2 separate regions of the Homo sapiens genome follow, and region 1 is linked to region 2. A link is a loop called in an ENCODE intact Hi-C map of the cell type or tissue named here. Cell type or tissue: Caco-2. All regions are shown on one strand. Links, peaks and the distances in the headings refer to the core of each region. The heading gives the core; the rest is flanking DNA. Region 1 overlaps VTI1A (vesicle transport through interaction with t-SNAREs 1A). Region 2 overlaps LINC02935 (long intergenic non-protein coding RNA 2935).

Region 1 (11,408 bases), core at 3,381-7,380, 120 kb after region 2:
GATATTATTCATCCTTTTCCTTGTCCTCACCCCATTTTGCTTCAAGGTTGGTCTGCCTTTTATTTCTTTCCTTTCACTCTGACACAGATGACAGTTCTCGGGAGAAGGCGGCCCTTCGGCTGTCCTTCTTGCTTGTTGGAGTAGGACAGGAATGTGCTTGTTCGGCATTTGTTCAGGAGTGCCTAGACTCCCCGGACTCTGGGGACCGGGAGAGCCAGCAGCACATGCTGGAATCGGCTCAGCACCCAGGCCCTGCAGGCCTTTGTCACCACCTGCCTCCAGGGTTAAGGTGGCCACGGTAATTATGCCAAGGCCATGCATTACTCTGACAAAGTAATCCATCAAATTATGTCTCATAATTTCAATTCTCCCTTCGAATTTTCCTTACCTCCAAAGCCAGCTGGATATTATATTACTGAAGCTGTTGAAAAGGTAGAACACTAGCCATGAAGCCAAAGGCCACGGCAACTATGCAATGCATAAATTTTTATTGTTTGCTCAGTATTGAAATCTCATTAGGGTCCATAATTCATCTGAACACCGTGAACATTTACATCTGTTGATCATGAGAACCTAGAAGGAATGTACACCTTTAGCTAACTTGTTTTCAGAGGAGGCAGTGTGTGTGTGTGTGTGTGTGTGTGCACGTGCACGCGGGCATGCACATACAACTCATATGTTTTTAGCCCTTGAACAGCTGTGGTTTAAATATCCCTTACCCAAACCAATTTCCAACCTGAATTTAAATATCCCAAAGTTGTTTTCATTTGGTAGCTTTCAGACAAAGACTCAGTTCTCTTCAAGTCCGCTTAATCAATGTTGGAAAATTCCACTCATTGTACATTGGCCATAATGCAGCTCTGCTGTGTTAATTACATCAGAATTATCCCAAAGATTACACACCTTTCATTCAATGTATATATGTTTTTGTCTTCACTTAATTATGGCTTCAGAATCAACTTGAGAGAGGAAATGTAACTGTGACTGTTTCTGGGTCCCAGGGATATCCAGATTCGTGTCTACTTTTTTTGGTGTGTGTGTGTGTTATTTGAACATCTTTCCTACCAAGTTCTGCACTTTCGATCTGATGGTATTTTCATTTATGAGGCTCTTACCAGTTCCACGAACACTACAGTTTGAGTTATAATCACTGAATCACAAAATCGAAATTAGAAGGGGAAGGGACCTTCAGGGCCACCTAGCCAGGCCAGCCCTCTTCCAAGCTGGAATCCCCCCCAGTAACACCCCCTGACAAGTGGTCCTTCAGGAATGTATCCATTTTTGGAATGAACTATGGCAGCAGCTGAAAGGCTCTTAGCAAACACTCCCTAGCAGTTCAGGGCAGAGATGAAGAATGCTGTGTCCGATGAGAAGTCTGCAGGGAGTTTAGGTAGACCAAATGTAATTACCCAGACTGGCATCTGGCTAGGGCACCAGCTCGAACAGCCCCACTATAATTCCAGCTGATGGCAGTGACACCTTCTGATGAGAGTCTTGTCAACTACAAGCTGCTCTTTAGCCAGACTTCACTAATATGCCGCGACGGGAAAGATCGGATACAGATGTTTTCACTCAGAAGGCCTTGGAAACGCTAAGGTCCTATCTTCTCCTCAAGGAGAAAGAGCATGCGCTTCCACGCCGAAAAAGACGCCAAAGGGCCTTCACGCAGGGCCTGGCCTGATCCAAGCGTCATTGCAACATCCTTTTCCAGTGTGGCCTCCAAGTCGGCGTGAGGTTTTAGTGTTCCACTCTCAGTGCTGCTTTGAAAGCCCCAGCATGCAACTGGCGACAGCCAGTGAAATGGCCCTGGACACACAGAGTCCAGCAAGCGCTCTGATGAGGTCTGTGGGAAATGATCTGGTTCCATTCTGGGGGTACAGTGATGAGTAAAATTAGGTCCCTGTCCTCACAGAGCTTCTAGGCCTTAACAAAATCACATGTACATAATATAGAGTTTTAAACTGTGGTAATCGCTACAAAGGAAGCAGATATGATACTATGAGCATCTAGAAGAGGGGACTTGTGTCAGTCGAAGGGTCTTCTAGGAAAGGAGATGCTGGAAGGAGTTAGGTGTGCAAGAGGTTTCCTGGGGGTAATACCTGTAGCAGATAAATGGAGGAGGAGGCAGAATTGGGCAGGAAGAGCCTCGGACCACAGTGCAGAGCTGACAAAGTCTCATTTATTTACTTTTTAGACAGAGTCTCACTCTGTCGCCCAGGCTGGAGTGCAGTGGTGCAGTCTTGGCTCACTGCAAGCTCCGCCTCCTGGGTTCAAGCGATTCTCCTGCCTCAGCCTCCCGAGTAGCTGGGACTATGAGTGTGCACCTATGAGTGTGCACCATCACACCCCACTAATTTTTGTTTTTTTAGTAGAGGCGGGGTTTCACCATGTTGGCCAGGCTGGTCTCAAACTCCTGACCTCAAGTGATCCACCCGCCTCAGCCTCCCAAAGTGCTGGGATCACAGGTGTGAGCCACCGCTCCTGGCCAGGACTGACAAAGTCTTAACCAACCCAGTGATGAGCTCTGGAGCCAAGACAGCCCCGTAGAGGAATCCCACCTCAGGCAGAAACTGCCTAGCTTCAGGACCACACACTGTGCCTAGTCAATGACTGGGGGCCGCCTGGGAAGAGTGTGGCCTAGCTCTGATGCTGACATGGGTCTCTGAGGGTACCAACACCTGGGGCAGACTGCATGCCTGAAAGGTTGACAGCTGCATCTCTGTAGCTGCTGTAGGACTGAGCTTTTCTAGAGGCCCAGAGAGGGTGTCCCAAAGGTGGTAATGATGTTGAATTAAGATCTGGGCCGGGCGCGGTGGCTCATGCCTGTAATCCCAGCACTCTGGGAGGCCGAGGCGGGTAGACTGCCTGAGCTCAGGAGTTTGTGACCAGCCTGGGTAACATGGTGAAACCCCGCCTCTACTAAACTACAAAAAATTACCCGGCCATGGCGGTGTGCACCTGTAGTCCCAGCTACTTGGGAGGCTGAGGCAGGAGAATTGCTTAAACCTGGGAGGCGGAGGTTGCAGTGAGCCGAGATCAGCCTGGGCAACAGAGCGAGACTTCGTCAAAAAATATATATATATATTCTGAAGAATGCGCTAGGTTAAAAACTGAAGTGGGAGGGGTGAGTGGGAATGAGAAAGGGATTCCAGGCAGGTGGCACAGCATGTGCAAAGGCCCTTTATCTGTAGAGGAACACTGGGGTGCCCGGGGAGGAAAAAGCCAGGAGGAGAATGATGGGAGGGAGGCGAGCTGAAGAGGAAACAGAGGCGGAATCGTGCCAGCCTGTGGACCATAGTAAGGATTTTGGTTCTATCAGCCATGTGGCTTTGAGAAAGCCACATACTAATTTTACTGATATTTAGTTTCCTAATCTATAAAATGGGAACAACAATGCATACTCGATAAGGTTAACACACGGGTTAAATCAGATTATGCATATTGAGCTCTGACTCTAGTTCCCGGGACATGAGACAGCACATGGTTAATTATTATAATAATTTTAGAAAACCTCCACTGGAAACGCCTTCTGCAAGAAGCAAAGGAGAAAAATGGGCTTATTTTTACATTTTGTTTTCAAAGGCTTAAAAGTTTGATTCTGAAATAATGTGCCTGATTTGAGCAAACTCCAAGTGAAATTGCTCAATGCCTTTTCCACCAAGATCATGGTGCTACCACATTTTCAATTATTAAAATTCTAGGCATATAGGTAGGTTATTATTTTATTTATTTATTTATTTATTTATTTATTTATTTATTTATTTATTTATTTTTAGAGACAGGGTCTTGCTCTGTCTCCCAGGCTGGAGTGCAGCAGTGTGATCATAGCTTACTGCAACCTTGAACTCCTGGGCTCAAACGATCCTCCTAGCAGGGATTACAGGCACATGCCACCATATTGGGCTAATTTTTGCTTTTTTTTTTTTTTTTTTTAAGAGACAAGGTCCTGCTATGTTGCCCAGACTGGTCTCGAATGCCTGGCCTCAAGTGATCCTCCCAAAGTGCTGGGATTACAGGTGTGAGCTGTAATCTGCCATACAACTAAGTTTAGAATTAAACAATCTCAGTAACTCAGAACTGAGTAAGTAACAAATAGCTTGTAACAGAAAAATAATCTGTGAGAAACCTAAAGAACAAGGAAGTTCTCAGCCTCAACAGCACATTGTAAATGGAGGAATGTGGCTATAAAGAGCATGAGAGCTTCTATTTAATAATAACGTTGAAAAATAATTTCTTCTCTCGCCAATCTCACCTGTTTATGGGAGTAATCCTTCAGATGCCTATTTTCCGATTATTCTAATCCATAAAATGCCAGAAACAAGAAAATACAAAATGAGGAAAAACATATGTTGATTGGAGATGCTGAAACAGATTTGACTGCCAAAGAAACTTTGTACCGAGATGGTCATTTTTTTGAATAGTGGGATGAGCATGTGCTAACAGAGCAAAGACATTCTCTAAATTCAAGTCCAGATGATCTGAAATAGCTGAACATAAGCCCAGCGCCTACACCTTTGGCATGAGTATATAAAAGCTTAGAATAACCTGACCCATAGCTGAAAAAGAGAGGACAATCTCTCTTATGTAGATATGTTCACAACAAACTTATTTTATGGGTAACAGTTTAAGAAATCACTGTTTACTCCAGCTTGCTTATCTCTGTGTCAAAATCTAGTCTCCTCTTAAAAAGATAAAGCTGGCAGCCACTGTTTTACAAGCTCACACACCACTTCCTTTGACTTCTTAGCGTCTAGTAAATACATGAAGCTATTATTTTCAGCTGCTTATCCCCATGTTTATTCCATCCAAGTTGATTCTGACTCCTTCTGACCCTTAAAGAGTGCAGAAGACTGAAAATATCTGGCCTCTACTCTTGGAAATCTCAAGATGAAATATTGGTAATATCACTCAAAAGAACTGGAAGTATGTGTACCCTTTGGTATTTCTTTCTCTCGTTCCTTTTCAAGCTGCGATAAAGCAAACGTGAGATTTCCACAGCCACCTAAACAGAAACATCTTTGAGAATTTGAAAGTATTCAACAAATCCACTTCGATTATTATTCTTATTTTTTTCCTTCTTTTAGGAAAATGTGTCACTCAGTTCCTGAACTTCTCCTGCATATTTCTTTCCTGTGCCAAAGGCTTATCAACTCTTAGGTCATCTTGATATGTCAAAAACTTCTTGGATCACAGAGCTGAACCTAAGCAGACTGGACAGGAATTTCTTGATTCAGACAAAAAAATGTCTGATAAGAAAGCTATTTATGTCTCCCAGTAGAGCAAGGAGGCAGTCTACCTTTGCCCATATGTTGTATGTTAGTATTGACTAAACTAAAAAAAAAATTTTTTCCTGGAGGACTGCTACCTGATGGAACTGCTTCATGCTTCTGAAGCTTTCATTAAGGTGACTCATACTGCAAGTAATTTTAAAAAACCCTCCCAAGTTTTACCTTTGCCATAGATTTGCCAAAGACTTTTCTCAGTAAAATAGAGTGAACAGGAAAAGCTCTTTGTCCTGTATAGAATAATTAAATTCTTTTTAAAAATACAACATTTTATGAAAGATTTGCACTCAGTCCAGATGGTATCGGGGTTGTGGTTATTTGTGGGTAATCGGTTCACGTGGTGACATTGAGGCATAATTCACAATGGCCATCAGTTATCAGGGGGACAAGTGGGGTAACAATGGTGAATGGTCTTGGCAGAAGAACTTCCACCAGTGCTCAGAGTCACCGGCCTTTCCTGAAGCCATTCTAAGGTTCTTCAGTTCAACAACATGGGGATGATGGCTTTGGTATTAAGTTAAAAATGAGGTGATGTTTATCCAGGTAGCTGGTAATTCCAACTCATAGATCAGAAAGGTCACTTTCTAGAGTAATGTGAGCTCCATAAGGCTATTACGGAACTTGCTATCACCAATACACTTTTTTTTTTCCTTTTTTTGAGATGGAGTTTTGCTCTTGTTGCCCAGGGTGGAGTGCAATGGCACGATCTCGGCTCACTGCAACCTCTGCCTCCCAGGTTCAAGCGATTCTCCTGCCTCAGCCTCTCGAGTAGCTGGGATTACATGCATGCGCCACCATGCCCGGCTAATTTTGTATTTTTAGTAGAGACGGGGTTTCTCCATGTTGGTCAGGCTGGTCTGGAACTCCCTACCTCAGGTGATCCACCTGTCTCGGCCTCCCAAAGTGCTAGGATTACAGGCGTGAGCCACGGTGCCCGGCCACTTTCACCAATACTTTGTATTTGCTTCTGTGAAAGTTAAATGACAAAATGGGCAGAATCGAGTTTCACTGCAGCACTTCCTTAGTGAAGAGGCCAGAGAATGAATGCCACAATGTCCGGGAAACGGAGGCCTCTCATCTCTTTCCCTGCCAATGAGTTTTGCCTCTGACTGATGAATGTCAGGCATGGAATTAAAATGAGATAATCACCAAAAACTACTGAGGAAGATATCTCTACCAGGCAGGTCTTACATTCAGAATAAAATCCTTTTTGGCGAAGTCTTGTTTTCACTTTCTAGCCCCAGAGATGGCCTTTCCTCACAGTGCTCTATGTCAGACTCAAAGGATAAACCTTCTGCATAATTAAGCACTGCTCCGTGGCTGTCTCCATCCTCCCACCTGAAGAGATGGCACTGATTTGTTGGTGTCAATTTAGTGCTTGTATTGTGTGCATAAGGTCCTGAAATTTTCTATAGTGGGCCTAAGAAATCCACCCCCACCACAGTAATTCAGACACCACTCAGACAAGGCAAGCCTGGAAGGCTGGGAGATAGGTCAGCACCAGCCACACCTGGGAACTTGTCTTTTTTATTTTCTGGTCATCCATGTATAGAAACAGAATCCATGAGGATTCTTTAAAAGGCAAAAGAGTGACAGGAATTGACACGGACTTTGATTTTACTTTCTGTAATTAAAAAACTAATCATCAGGTATGTAAAAGTCAGCGTAGTGAACTTTTACATACCACTACCAATTAGGAAAAAAAAGCTTTGAAAGATGTGAGTTTTAGTTTCTCTTACTAAGCAAGCCTCAAGAAAAATGGCTTTTAAAGTTAAGTCAGCCTAGCCGGGTGCAGTGGCTCCCATCTGTAATCCCAGCACTTTGGGAGGCCAAGGCAGGTGGATCACCTGAGGTCAGGAGTTCAAGACCAGCCTGGCCAACATGGTGAAACCCCGTCTATACTAAAAATACAAAAATTAGCCAGGCGTGGTGGTGCGCACTTGTAGTCCCAGCTACTCGGGAGGCTGAGGCAGGAGAATTCCTTGATTCTGGGAGGCAGAGGTTGCAGTGAGCCAAGATCACCCCACGTACTCCAACCTGGGCGACAGAACAAGACTCCGTCTCAAAAAAAAAAAAAAAAAAATTAAGTCAGCCTAACTCAAGATTTGGAAGTGAGAAAATTATAATAATGTGGCTTCTTCTGTTTAGATGGTTTACATTAAATGCATCCTGGGGGATGAGGAGGTAGGGATGGTGCCACTGGCTGGCACCTCACACAGATGGGAGGCCGGATAGACGGATGGATGTCAGACAGCAGCTGTGAGATAATCTCTCTGCTCATAACCATCTTGTTTCCGGGACACAGACCAGAACAGACCGCCTAGTGCTAAGGCCCAGAGCCTGTTTCTGCACTCCCCTGCACCAGCCTTACTCCTGAGCTCCCCAAGGTTGCAGCAGATGTTAAAAACTAAAGTTGAAACCTTTAAGCTGTAATGAAGGAGTTCACAGGGTTCATAATCCCAGTACCCCACCCCAATTCTCCAGTGATCCCGCTGAAAGCTTTCAAATAGTCCTCAGCACTAACACGGTGCAGCGCGTGTTGAACACACTGATCTGCCCACGATTACCCTCGGCTGCTGTAAAACAATCTTACTCCTCGAGTGAATGCAGGCTGCAGCAACAATGGTGTTATTGACTTGTTGCTCCAGCTCTATTTAGTTATTACCCTCGGGGCCACAATCAATAGACTCTGCACCAAGTCAGCCTAATAAATCCCAGGCTCTCACTGGAGGTTTGCCAGAAACGGCAAGAAAATCTATGGCAGGGAAACACTTAGAGTGCGAAGACAGAGAAAGCTGCACTGACAGCTGTATAAATTAATTAACAAGGAACTGTTTATTCTTTCAAAAGATCAGATTGCACATTTACCATCACTGAAGAAGTCACAGATTGACTATCGCAAAAGTATCTGGTGATATATTTTTAAAACCCACATATTTGGAGGTACACACACAAAAGAGAGAGACCTGTGTCCTATGGCAATTATTTCTTTCTTTATTACATTTTCAATTACTCGATATAAATTTGCCTTCTGAGCACTAGTTCTGGCCAGTGTATTATTTTCAGCTTATTTGGACTAATGCAGTCTGCCTTGATAATTCTTTAAGCTTGTGGTTGAAACAGTCAACACGATAAAAATGAAATGTTGATCATTAACATTTGTTGTGCTTTGGGATTTTTTTTCCCCCTCTGCTGTTAGGAATTTGAATCCTACTTGTAATGCAGCAGTGGAAGGAAAAATGCTTTAGGTGATAGAAACACTAAAAGGTCAGTGAAAGCAAATGCTAGGTTATTTCAGATCATTGCAAAAGAATTCTAGGATGGTTCCTTACTTAATAAGCAAATGGTGTGTAGATTTAGTGGCAAGGAGCTCAGGATCCTACAGCCTTAAGACACATTGAATTAAACTTGGGCCTGCACTGGGACAACACAATCTTCTTCCATGGATTGAAAACAAATATAAGAGATCGATGAGGCTCTTGGAACCTATTTGCTACTGCAGTGGTACTTTGAAGAATTTTTATACAAAACTTTTTCTTTATCCCAACTCTATCCATGCTGGTATAGAATGTGTAACTTGATGAAAAAAGGTCTTTCTAAATGCTAAGCCGTTTCAGTTTTTAAATTCGGCAGTGGAGGTGTTAGAAATGGTCTTTAAGCAGAGTCACAAGACCCAACCTCAATATCACTCAGCTAACTGACCGACGTTCAGTGAGAGTCTATTAGGGACAAGGCACTGAGGCAGCCATTGACTGGTGGTGACACAGGCGTCATTGTTCTCAGGCGTCGAAAGCTTATTTCATTGCTTCGGTCTAGCCTGGGATATGTCAGCCCTGTTGCATGTTAACACACTCCTGTGAACACAAAAGGGCACAGCAATCCCCTCAAACATGTACCCTTGAACTTGACAGGCCCTCAGGAGGGGGGCTTCTCCGTGCACACACACGAAATCTGTTTCATTCTGGGACTGCTAATTGTGTTGTCCCAATAATTTATTGCCTCTTCTAAATGGTTTCCAGGTAATAAGAGTTAATTGACTCAAGTGACTTTCATCCATTGCAATTATCTCCTAATATTGTACATTAGGCCCATGTACTTTCTGTTAATCAGGTCAAATATGTCACCTGAATAGAGGCATTAAAAAAAAAAGGTGGAACTTAAAATCATCACCCTAAACTTATTTCTAAATGTGCTCACATAAAGTTGTTCCTCCTGAGATTAATTTACTGCCTAAGCCTGACTTGGCTTTCCCCTTGGAGACTGGTTAGAGCTGTCAGACTCAGAGTTCACCTTCTTCACACTCATCTCCTTTGTAGTGGGAAGACCAAAGTTCAGAGGAGGAAGTAGTCATCCTGGGGTGGCCCCTGGATGGTCAATGGCAGAGGCAGGCCCAGGTCATGGATTTCCCACCACTTCTTTCTGGCGTCCTGAAGTGAGGTGGAACTATGAGAGGAACTATGAGAAGAACCTTCCAGAAAACACAGATGCCTTTGTGTCTCTGCATCAGCCTGTTTTGGCCTCTCTCTCCCCAACAAAATAGCTCCTGAACTGCTTCTCTGGTGCCCTCAGCTCCAGACCTGAATGCTCAGTCTCTTTTTGTGACATTTTCTCCAACACCCTCCACATCGAAACATTCCAGTTTCCACGGCCTCAGTGCCAAATGGCATGAGCATTAGGTGTCCTGCGCTGCAGCTACTCACAGCCTCACCTCAGCCAAGCCACCCAGTGTCTCTGACCCCTAGCTGTCTTCTTTTGCCAAATAAGGGAGCTGGATAGAAGACTCCTAAGGGCCCTTCCTCTCTGCTCTAACCTCCTGTGTTTATGTCAGTGGCTACTCATTAGTTATTGTGCCCTGTCATGTTTGCATAGCTCTTCCTACACCTCCCAATATCTTCACATCCACTGGCTCTCTGCTGCCCACCCCAGATAAGATATTAGATCCTGGCAACAACACTATGCCTTAACCCAAAGGCACAGTGGAGTTTCAGGCCTGGGGTAAATCTCAAATCACACCTAAAGATCTCTCTTGGTCCTCTCTTCCCACATTTAGGATGCACCGGATGGGCAGTCACTTGGTCCTATGGCTACAAATTTTCTTTCCAATCAACTGTCTTCTGCCAGATACTGGACCCACCACTTGCAACACTGAGAAGTGTTGAGGGTGAACACTTCCCAGGCACACCCTTAGCCGAGTTGAGGTGTGTCCAAGTATCATCCTTTCCTAAGACTTCCAGTGGTTAATGATCTGGATGGAGGAATGGGGCTAGCACAGGATAGTTTATGGGGCAGGTTTGTGTTTCTGGAATTTGTGGTTGTGTGGAACTCCAGGGTTCTGGCTTCTATGATCTGAAGCAGCAGTTCAGTTAGTGTTCAGTGTAATCGATGGTACAGTTGGGAAGAGGAGTGTGATAAGTGTGAACATGCATGCTTTGTGTGGCAACTAGGTACCAGGTACTATGTGCTTTCCCAAACCTTGGAAAAACTTCCTTTGATTGATTCAATAAGACCAGGAACTTGGTATTATTATCCTACCTTAGAGAGAAGAAAACTAAGTCTCAAAGAGGTTAAGTGACTTGCCTAATGTCACAACAGTCACCAAGAATCAGCTCTTAGACTTCTGATAGCAAAGTCAATTCTCTTTTTATTACATCCTACTTCTACCCAAAAGGCCCAGAAATGGTAGGGAGGTAAGAGACGTATATAAATTATGGTGACTAAATCACGACCTTATTGGTAATTATTTTACCTACTCAATGGGCACACTTTGTGAGTTTTCGAGTTACACTCTATGGCTTGCAGGCTAGAGCTTCTCAAGCTAAGTGGCATTCTATTGCTAAACTCCACCCTGTTCTGCTCTGAATGACCTATGCCAGTCGGTCAGTTTTGTTCCGACTGACCAATGGGTTTCCAAGGTGGACTGGGCTGAGGTGTGTCTTGGTAGATGACCACATCAATCCACAGTTCTTTTTCTTCCTTCAAAAACATGGCTGTACAAGTAGATATCCATATGCAAAAGAAGACAGTTGGAACCTTACCTCACAGCATATATAAACATTAACTCTAAATGAATCAAAGACCTAAATGAAAGAGCCAAAATTATAATTCCCTTAGAAGATAACAGAT
Region 2 (11,408 bases), core at 2,830-6,829:
GACATCAGCCACTTCAGAAATTCCTGAAAACTTGCTGGCCATGATAGCTCATACCTGTAATCTCAGCACTTTGGGAGGCTGAGGTGGGCAGATCACTTGAGGCCAGGAGTTTGAGACCAGCCTGGCCAACATGGTGGAACCCTGTCTCTACTAAAAAATACAAAAATTATCCAGGCATGGTGGTGCATGACTGCAATCCCAGCTACTCGGGAGGCTGAGGCATGAGATTTGCTTGAGCCCAGGAGGCAAGGGTTGCAGTGGGCTGAGAGTGTGCCATTGCACTCCAGCCTGGATGACAGAGGAAAACTGTCTCAAAAAATAAAAAATAAATTAAAAGGCCGGGTACAGTGGCTCACGCCTGTAATCCCACTACTTTGGGAAGCTGAGGCAGGTGGATCACCTGTGGTCAGGAGCTTGAGAGCAGCCTGGCCAACATGGTGAAACCCCATTTCTACTAAAAATACAAAAAAATTAGCCGGGTGTGGTGGCGTGTGCCTGTAACCCCAGCTACTTGGGAGTCTAAGGCAGGAGAATCCCTTGACCCTGGGAGGTGGAGGTTGCAGTGAGCTGAGATCCCGCCATTGCACTCCAGCCTGGTTGACAGAGCAAGACTCTGTCTCAAATAATAATAATAATAATAATGAATAAATTTAAGAAAAAAATCCTGAAAACTTAATAATTGTTTCCTAGAAGCTAGTATGAGCTGGTTCCAGCGTACTGCTATTTGTAGAGAACCTTACATATAATGGGACTCAGAGATATTTGATGCATTCAGTGATTATGATGCTCCTCCTTCCATTCAAATTCAAATACTCTGGGGGTGGAAGAAGATGCTCCCAGTTTACCCTGAAGGATGGATGGGATCTCCAGGGCTTGGGATTGTCTGGACCTGCAGCTCCCCTGAGATCAAGTAACATCGCTGGTTGGAGGTCTATGGTGCTGACAGAGAAGGAGGGAAAAACAGATTTAGAGAGGAAGGAATGAAACAATATGGGTGAAAAGAAGAGAAAAAGAAAGAGAAGACAGAAGTGAGGAAGGAAGGGAAGGAGGGAGACAGGGAGGAAGAGGAAAAGGAAGGAAAGGAGGGAGGGAAGAAGAAGGAAAGAAGGGAAGGAAGGAAGAAAAGAAAGAAGGAAGGAAGGAAGGAAGGAAGGAAGGAAGGAAGGAAGGAAAGGTGGCTTATAAGATGAATACTGGTAGAGGGAGAGTCTCCTGTGACCACTTCTAGCAAGCACCTGCATTTCAATGTCTAGTGCATAGTAGGTGCTCAGTAAATATTGCTGGCCAAGGATCCAGTCATGCTCTGCTTCTGCTATTCCTGTGTCTGATCTTATCTCCCAATGAGATTCTTTTTTTTTTTTTTTAAATGGAGTCTTGCCATGTCGCCCAGGCTGGAGTGCAGTGGCATGATCTCAACTCACTGCAACCTCTGCCTCGCGGGTTCAAGCAATTCTCCTGCCTCAGCCTCCCTAGTAACTGGGATTACAGGTGCACACCACCATGCCTGGCTAATTGTTGTATTTTTAGAAGAGACAGGGGTTTCACTATGTTGCCCAGGCTGGTCTCAAACTCCTGACCTCAAGTGATCCGCCCGCCTTGGCCTTCCAAGGTGCTGGGATTACAGGTGTGAGCCACCTGCCTGGCCCTATCTCCCAGTGAGATTCTAAGATCTTGGAAAGCAAAGACCGTATCATTCGTTTCTTACCCACAATAGAACTGCCTCTACTCAAAGGGGTTACTGATATTATTTAAATTCTCATTACAATTTTGCAATACAGAAAACAGGCTCAGCAAGATCAAGTAAATTGTTCACATTTACACAGCTATTTTAGGTGGTGGGGCCAAGATTCAAACTCTCTGCTCTTTCATGCTACTTCTGAAAGGACCTGAAATCTTTCTGACAAATGAATAGTGTATTTGTCTTCTCACCAAGATGGAGACTTCCATTTCCTTTCTTTTCTATAGTAGCCATTTTTCATTTGTCACGGGAGCCCCAGTAAGAACCTAAGTACTGATGCAAGCATATAACTCATATTCTCCAAACCTTAGCCTTTGTGCACTGGCTACTAACCCATGGTGGTCATGACATTATGAGACTTCATAAACACCCACCTCATTCCATAGAGCACATAGTAGACAAGGGCTCAGGGAGAGAGCAGATGCACCTCTGGATTTTTCCACTGCAAGGATTATTACATAGTCTCACTCATTAACAACCCTATGAGGTGGATGTTGCCAGACCCCTTTTACCATTGGGAAAACTGAGGCTTATAGAGCTTAGCATTTGGGAGGATTTGGGAGCAGGTAGTTTATTCAGGAGGCGATCCCAGGAAGCACCAGTAAGGGAGCAGGGAAGGAAGAGACATTGCAGGTGCTGTTATGGACAACTGAGGCTTCATCCTGCTGGGGGCCTTCCGAGGAACCAGTGCTTTGTGTCATCTCTTGTCCCCAAAGGGACGAGGAAGCTGAGATGCTTAGCCAACAGCCTCTGGCCCTCTTTGGGGGATGCCTTCTCTGGAGGGGTTAAATCTAGGGCACTCTGCTTGCCCTACTCAAGATTGAGCAAGTTCTCTTGGAACCAAGGGGAGACCCTGGGCACTTGAGGGTGGAGACTGTCAGCAGGCACAGGGAATGGCGGGTGACCTTGAAGGTGAGCCAGGGGAATATGGGGCGTGTTTGATCAAGGTCATACCTGCCCAGGGTCTTGCTGAGAGGAGAAGGAGCCAAACTGGGATTCAAATGCAGGTCTAGGCCGGGTGCGGTGGCTTACGCCTGTATTTCCAGCACTTTGGGAGGCCAAGGCAGATGGAGCGCTTGAGCCCAGCAGTTTGAGACCAGCCTGGGCAACATGGTAAAACACTGTCTCTACAAAAATACAAAAATTGGCCAAGCATGGTGGCTCCTGCCTGTAGTCCCAGCTACTTGGGCGGCTGAGGTGGGAGGGTCACTGAAGCCTGGGAGGTTGAGGCTGCGGTAAGCTGCAATCACGCTACTGCACTCCAGTCTGGGTGACAGAGGGAGACCCTATTTCAAATAAAGAAATAAAAGCAAAACCAAAAACAAATGCTAGCGTGTTTAATGCCAAAACTCATTTTCCTTCTGTGACACCAATCACTTAAGCCCAGTGAAGGAGTTAAAGTCCACACACCAGCCGGGCACAGTGGCTCATGCCTCTATTCCTAGCACTTTGGGAGGCTGAGGTGGGCGGATCACCTGAGGTCAGGAGTTCGAGACCAGCCTGCCCAACATGGTGAAACCCCATCTCCACTAAAAATACAAAAAAAGAAAAAGAAAAAAAAATTAGCCGGGCAAGATGGTGGGTGTCTGTAATCCCACCTACTTGGGAGGCTGAGGCAGGAGAATTGCTTGAGCCTGGGAGGCAGAGGTTGCAGGGAGCCGAGATTGCACTATTGCACTCCAGCCTGGGAGACAAGACCAAGACTCTGTCTCAAAAAAAAAAAAAAAAAAGTCCACAGACCTTGGAGGTGGACTGGGTAGGCTGGTGAGAAGAGTAGGGGTCAAAGATAGGTTGTCACCTAGGGTGGAGGCCTGTCTAGTCCTAACAAGGGCAAGAGGTGCTGTCATTAGCATCTCCTGCACACTCAGGAGCATAGAAAAGCCCCTGTCCCAAATGTAATTACCAGCACTTAGAGTGTGAGTGGAGGCAGGATCTATGAGTAGCAAAATACACAAGGGACGCAAGAGTCACACTTTCCAGATTAAAGAATGAAGGACAAGATGTGGAATAGCCTGGGATGATATTAATGACACTAACCACTGCTTCCTCCACATTTTGAACTTTTCTGAAGCACCAAGCTACATCTTTACATATCCCAGGGTCAGCCACATTTTCTGCAAAGGTCTAACAGGTAAATACCTTAGGCTTTGAGAGCTGCAGGGCCTCTGCTACTCAGCTCCACTGTTGTAGCATGCAAACAGCCATGGACAATCAGTCATTCAAAGGGGGTGGCTGTTTTAAAAACTTTATATAAAGAGACAAAAACAGGCACCTGCTAGATTTGGCCCACACGCCATAGTTTGCTGACCCCTGACATGTACTGTGTCTAATCCTGGCAACAACTCTCCCAAAGCAGTTTTGTTGACTCCATTTTATAGCTAAGTAAACTGGTTCAGAGAGGTTAAGTAACTGTGTGAAGTCACACAGCAGGTAACTACCAAGCCGGAATGGAGACCCAGGTGTGATTCCCAAACTGATGCTACTTATGTCTCGACTTGAGATCAGCCTGATGACATACTTGTGCTTCTGTGAAGCCCTGTGGGGGGATTCCAAACACCCAGGATGACAGACCCCAGGCTTCTGCCTCCCTGCCTGCGGCTCCGGAAGAAAGCTAGAGGCCCTCTACTGCTGTCACCCAGATGCCACATCTCCTCAGGAAGGAGAGGTCCAGAGCCAAGCTCAGGCATGGCCAGTGTTACATAGCTGGAGGCCTGTCTTGGCATCAGCCGCCTGGCGCCCAGTTAAACTTTTGACTTCCCAAATTGGAGAAGTTGAAAGTTCTGCTGGGCATTTTTTTTTTAGGGAAACATTTTTTGGTGTTAATTATTTACCAGAAATGGGTCTGTTTCTCTTTCTCTCTTTCTCATTCTTCCCCGCTCCTGGAATTATCTTCCCTTCAGATTCCCTCCTAACAAAGAGTTAACACTGGGGTAAGAGGCATTTAGTGGCTTCTCTTTCCAGACAAAGGAAAGCTAAAGTGTGGTTAGGGAGAGAACTGGGGGCTCTGGAAGCTTTTCCCTGGAGAAGTTGCTTCCCATTGGCCCGACCTAGCTACCTTGCATCTGATGTATAATTTAGCGATCCATTTCCTGCCACCCACCCAGCGTCGTCTGTTATCTGTGGGTATTTATCGACCCTTTCCCCAAGAAACTGCCTGGAATAGAGATGGGGAAGCCTGACAATCCCATTGTCCGAGAAGTTAAACATTAAGTTGGGCTCAAAGTTTGCTCCCCACCCCCACCCCCTGCTGCCCTTAAATTCCCTTTGGCCACACCTCCTTGCCAGAGCGTGAGGTGCTAATGGCCAGATTTACATCTGTGTAAATCCGAGCTGCGGGCACTAATGAGGCCTGAAGTGGAGGGAGCGGACTGGGGTGGAAACCCGGCTTACTCTACACAAGCCCTGTCAGAGACGCCCAAAACGGAACCCCAGGCCCAAACCCCGCCTCCAGAGTCGAGGCAGCAGGGAAAGAGTTAAACAAGAGGCAAGTGACTCAACGCGCTGCTGCCCTCTCCCTGGAAGCACCTTTCCCCAAGTCCCACAGCGCAAGGGCTTAGCCCAGGACCATGCATAATTGATGACGTCAGCGAGGCCCGATTTCCCCAAGCTGGTCATGATAGTGAATATTCACCTCATCCTAGGCAAGGGCAGAGCACCCTAATCCGGGTCACTGAGCGTCCATCTCAGTCCAGCATTTTGGGGACAAAGGCTCCCACGGCAAGAGCTGGGGTGGAGAAGGGGCATCCATGGGCAGCAGTACCCAAGTTGGTTTCAAGTCAGACTGATGGGGGGTCAGTTTCTTCTCCACAGCTTACTTACTTGCTCTGTGACCTTGAGAAAGTCACTGTCACTTCCTAAGCTGTTTATCCCTATCTGTAAGGTGAAGACGATAATAATTCTACCTCACTTGTAGAGTGTTGGGAAGATGACCTGAGCTAGCACGTGTGAGTGCTTTGCATGGTACCTGGCACAGGGGTGCTCAGTGACTTTATCCATTGCTTTCTTTTTCTTTTTTTCTTCTGAGATGGAGTTTCGCTCTTGTCACCTACGCTGAAGGGCAATCTCCGCCTCCCGGGTTCAAGCGATTCTCTTGCCTCCGCCTCCCAAGTAGCTGGGATCACGGGCATGTGCCACCACGCCTAACTAATTTTTGTATTTTTAATAGAGATGGGGTTTCACCATGTTGGCTAGTCTGGTCTCGAACTCCTGACCTCAGGTAATCAACCCGCCTTAGCCTCCCAAAGTGTTGGTATTACAGGCATGAGCCACCATGCCTGGCCTTATCTGTTTATTTCTAAATGGATGGCCCTAAAGGGAAGTCAGGATTGACAGATGGCAGGAAGACACAGGAATTTGGTAGAAAAGGAACTAAAGAAGTTTTTAATTAAAAAAATTATTTGTATATATTAATGGGGTACAAGTGCAGTTTTGCTACATTGACATATTGCATTGTGGTGAAGTGAGTGCCTTCAGTACCTCCATCATTGGAGCAATGCACATTGCACCCACCAAGCAACCTCCCAGCATCCATCCACTCCCACCCCCTCCACCTCTCTGAGTCCCCATTGTCCATCATTCCACACTCTCCTTCCATGGGTACACATTGTTTAGCTCCCATTTATGAGTGACAGCATGTGGTATTTGTCTGTGCCTGGCTTATTTCACTTAAGATAATAAGCCATCCATGTTGCTGCAAAAGACAGGATTTCATTCCTTCTTTATGGCTGAGTAGTATTCCACTGTGTGTGTGTATATATATATCATATATCATATATATGTGATATATATATAACATGATATATATACATGATATATATAACATGATATATATACATGTATATATAATGACATATATACATACATGTATATATACATATATAACGTGTATATATATACACGATATATATATATACTGTATATAATATCACGTTAAAAAAAAATCCAGTCCTCTGTTGATGGACACTTACGTTGATTCTGTATCTTTCTTATTGTGAATAGTGCTGTGATAAACAGAAGAGTGCAGGTATCATTTTGATATAATGATTTCTTTTCCTTTGAGGAGATACCCAGTAGTGGGATTGCTGGATGGAATGGTTGTTATTTTTTTAGTTCTCTGAGAAATCTGCATATTATTTTTCATAGAGGTTGTATTAATTTACATTCCCACTGTCAGGGTATAAACGTTCCCTTTTCTCTGCGTCTTTGCCAACCTCTGTTATTTTTTGTCTTCTTAATCATAGCCATTCTGATTGGTGTAAGATGATATCTCATTGTGGTTTTAATTTGCATTTTTCTGATGATTGGTGATGTTAAAACTGGAGAATTAAAAAAAAACCCTCCAGGCACGGGCCAGTGCAGAGTCTGGAGGCCATGCTTAGCTCTCCCATCTGGGGGATGCCCTTGGTTTAAACTCTCTGAGCTCAGTTTCTGCATCTGTAAAATGGGAGTGTGGGGGATGCTTACCCTCCTGCCCTGGAGGTTGGAGATGAGCTTCATGTGAGCTAAGGAGTGTGAATGAGCTTTGGAACCCACAATCCCTTCACGAGATGGTTAATTTTATGTGTCAACGTGACTGGGCTAAGGGATACCCAGATAGCTTGTAAAACATTATTTCTAGGAGTGTCTGTGAAAGTGTTTCCAAAAAGCTTGACTATTTGAATCAGTAGACTGAGTAAAGAAGATGGCATCATGTAATACATGGCCTGAATAGAACAAAAAGGCAGAAGAAGGGATATCACTCTCTTCTTGAGCTGGGCCATCAAACTTCTCCTGCCCTTGGACATTGGAGCTCTTTGTTTTCGGACTTTCGGACTCAGACCAGGACTTACACATTAGCTGTCTGACTCTCAGACCTTTGGACTCAGACCAAGTGACATCACCAGCTTTCCTGATTCTCTAGCTTGCAGACAGCAGATTGTGGGACTTCTTGACTTCCATAATTATATGTGCCAAGTCCCACAATAAATCGCTTCCTCTATCTATCTATCTATCTATCTATCTATCTATCTATCTATCTATCTATCATCTATCTCTCTACCTATCTATCATCTCTCTAGCCATCCATTCATGTCTGTATCTCCTACTGGTTCTATTTCTCTGGAGAACCCTGACCAATAACACTTCAGAAATGCAAGGGATTGTTATGGATATCAAGGTATCCATTGCAGTGTGTTCCTGATAATAATGATGGTGGTGATGATACTGACAGCACAAACTCCAAGTTCTCAGGGTCAAGAACTGCTCCTTCTTTGTCACCCTCAACTCCTCCCCAAGACAAGCACAGAGAGGAGCTCAGGACACAATTCACACACACATTTGAACCAGTTCATGTAATGGATCAGCACCACCTCTATGGCTGCATACAAAGACAGACAAAAGCAAGGCAGACCTGCGCTGCCTTCCCAGGCAGAACTGTTCCTCCCCTATATGAGCATCTATTATTCTAGTCCCTCTGCTGACCGCCTGATTCCTTGTAGGTGCTCAATAAATGTGGTTGGATGAACGAAGCATATTACTATTACCAGTTCAGTTCTCTGCTACACACTTTCATAGTTCATTTCCTCTGTAGAAGAATTATTCATTCTTTTTTTAAATTTTTTTATTTTTTGGTCATTGTGATGATTTTAAAAATGGTCACCAATACTTTGATATTCCTTCCACCGAAATGTGGGGCTTTGTCCCCTCCTCTTGGACCTGGGCAGACTAGTGACTGCTTTGACCAATTGGGTACGAGATATAAATGAAACCTTGTGACTCTGCCCCTCATTCTCTCAGTGCTCCCTTTCAAAATGTGTCCCCTGGGGACACAGCCACTAGGCTGTGAGAAGCTGGGGCCACCTGGGGAGGCCACATGCAGTGCTCCACTGCACAGTCCCAGCTTAGCCTGACTCTCCACTCATCACAGTCCAGATGCCACATGCATGAGTGATGAAGCTCCAGGTGATTCCAGTTGATCCCACTTGTCCTCATCACCCCTAAGTTGCACATCTTCTAGCCGATTCCCGAAACATGTGGAACAGAGACAAGCCATGCCCTCTGGGCCTGTCTGAGCTCTTGACCATAGACTCTGTGAGCATAATAAGGTGATGGTGGTTTTCTAGGAGGAAGCTGTGGGTGATCTGCTGTGGTAACTGGAATCTCCTTAGCTTGCATGTCTGCTACTGAAGTGTCAGCTCTCTGAGGGCAGAGTGCAGGTCTGGTTTGCTCACTACTCCTTCAGGGATGGGACTAGGGTGGGGTCAACCGAGTGCCTATGGCACAAACTTTAAAAAGGTGCTCACCTTCAGGACTGTGGGAGTTCAGGGTGAGTGCCTGAGAGCCAGTGCCTCCTTAGATGCCGTGCCTTGGGTGCCCTTCCTGCCTCACCCTCTTTCTGGCCCTGATCCCTGGAGACCAGCAGAGTGCCTGGCCCATAGTAGGCACTCAATAAAGATTAAATGAATCAATTAGTGAAGGAATAAAAGAAACGGACCCTGAAATGATATCTTCCTTGAGGTGGTAATGAAAAGAAGCAGCACTAGACTTGGAATCAGAGGGAGATAAATTCAAATCTCAGTGTTGTGGCTTCCTCACCACAGAAACACGAGCAAGTTGCTTAGCTTCTCAGAGCCTTGCCAAACCCCAAAAACAAAGAGCCTCAATCCAACTCAACCAGAGCCCGAAATTCATCTTTTGGCGGTATGCATTTTTAACAGTTACCCCTCAACTGACACATCTTTTTCCCCCTTAATGGGGAAATTAGTGGCATTAATACTGTCCCAGGGGTTACTGTGAAGGGAAATAACATGTATGTAAAGTGCCTGGCGTGTGTGGGGAATCAACACACATCATTCCCCTCTGCCTCCCCACTCCCTTAAAGTAGGCAACTATTCAGCAATCTCACAAAACTCTGCTGGGTACAACATTCCAGAGCCAGGGGGAGTCACAGTTTGGAAAATCCTGAGTTTGCCCCCATAGGGAGTTTGTTTTCATTTGCTTGCTTTTTTTTTTTTTTTTCCCTTAGCAAAGAGGCAGTATATTGTAGTAATTAGAATCACAGGAATCAGAGACAGCTAGGTTTGGGTTAAATCATAGCCCTCTCTGACTAACTTATTATATAATCAGCCTAAAGTCATTTAAACTGAACCTCAGTTTCCTCATGTAACAGCTGCAAGTAAAAATACTAAAATCTCCATGGCTAAACACAATAGAAATTGAATTCATGATCATATTACAGCTCAATACAGGAGTACTCAGCAGGTGACCTCCTCTGGAAGGTGTCATGAACCCAAGCTCTTTGCATTTGGTGGCTCCACCATCCTCTAGACCTCAAGGTCATTAGCTGGATCCTCTACATCTACTGGCAGAACAGGAGCGAGGAGCTTTGCAGGGGAGGTTTTTATGGGCCTGGGTTGGAAATGGCACATGCTACTTCCCCTCGGATTCTACTGGGCAGAACCAGTCACATGGTTTCACCTAACCACAAGGGAATCTGGGAAGTGTGCTCTAGCTGGGTGCTCAGGAAGAAAAGGACGATGCATAACAGTCCTTGCCGTATCTCATCTGTTAAATGAAACAAATCCTGGAGACAACCAAGAGGGCTGTGGAGAGATTTAAATTAGACAAAATGTGCAGTATGCTAATGCAGATCCTGTCCCAGAATAAGTGCTCAATAATGGCAGCTATTCAGTTCATCATCCACGTGTGGGTCAGTACCATTGCTTATCTACTGTGGAGGACACTAGAACATGGAAGAAATACACCACCATAGTGTGCTACAGTGACTGTGCTTCTTGAAGCTAAGATATCTGATTATCAACACACATTGAGCAGACACAGTGCTTCATAGACTAGGGTCCTTGGGAGATGCAAATGAACAAACACTGATCCCTGGAATCATAAAGCTTGTTCTTACTCAGTGTGGCTGATGGACTTGGCCCCAATGCCTATAATGCAGGTAAAATATATTAAGCATCCAGAAGGAAATATGTCTTAATTTCAGCTAAAGGGATTAGGGAAGCCATTTGGAGAATGTGATATCTAAGTTACACCATGAAGGTTTCCAAAAGGTGAGATGGCAGGGAAAGGCTTTGTTAGGGAAGAGACCAATGAGAGAAAAACCATGGAGAGAAGATCAGAGACAGTTTGGGAAATGGCAAATAATTCAAATGGCAGCAACAGAGTGTGAGTGTGGGGACAAACAAAGTGGTTACAGGCCAGCAGGAACAGACATAGGCATGGAGATTTGCATGCTGTGATGAATGACACTGGCTTTATTCTATGGGCAATGGTGAGCCATGAAGAGTTTAGGGTTTCCAGCAGCATTATTTTGATTATGACACTGAGCAAACTTTTGCACAGCTATCAGAGTTGGTTAAGACAGGTATAGTATTTTTTGTTTTTTGTTTTTGAGATGGAGTCTCACTCTGTCACCCAGGCTGGAGTGCAGTGGCATGATCTTGGTTCATACAACCTCCACCTCCTGGGTTCAAGCGATTCTCCTGCCTCAGCCTCTCGAGTAACTGGGATTACAGGCGTGTACCATCTTGCCCAGCTAATTTTTGTATTTTTAGTACAGACGGTTTCCCCATGTTGGCCAGGCTGGTCTCAAACTCCCAACCTCAGGTGATCCACCTGCCTCAGCCTCCCAAAGTGCTGGGATTACAGGTGTGAGCCACTGTGCCTGGCCAGG

Evidence for each region. Peaks named below come from ENCODE experiments on the same cell type or tissue, not always from the same donor. Only the 100,000 strongest peaks of a DNase experiment are listed, where the experiment ranks them.
Region 1: a loop joins it to region 2, with 5 times the contacts of the local background. A loop is called at or near these places in 1 of 110 quality-filtered maps.

The regions. Positions count from the first base shown.
Region 1 is chr10:112,772,638-112,784,045 of GRCh38, reverse strand. All of the region lies in intron 7 of VTI1A (vesicle transport through interaction with t-SNAREs 1A), which reads right to left. Among named protein-coding and RNA genes, the nearest start is that of LINC02935, 110 kb to the left of the region's middle. In Caco-2, for the core only: no CTCF peak of the experiment used is centred there; a DNase peak (open chromatin) is centred at 5,279.
Region 2 is chr10:112,892,632-112,904,039 of GRCh38, reverse strand. The region is part of intron 1 of LINC02935 (long intergenic non-protein coding RNA 2935); the gene reads right to left. Among named protein-coding and RNA genes, the nearest start is that of LINC02935, 7.3 kb to the right of the region's middle. RefSeq lists enhancers at 2,276-2,776, 4,364-5,176. In Caco-2, for the core only: no CTCF peak of the experiment used is centred there; DNase peaks (open chromatin) are centred at 4,379 and 5,159; H3K4me3 peaks cover 1,240 bases.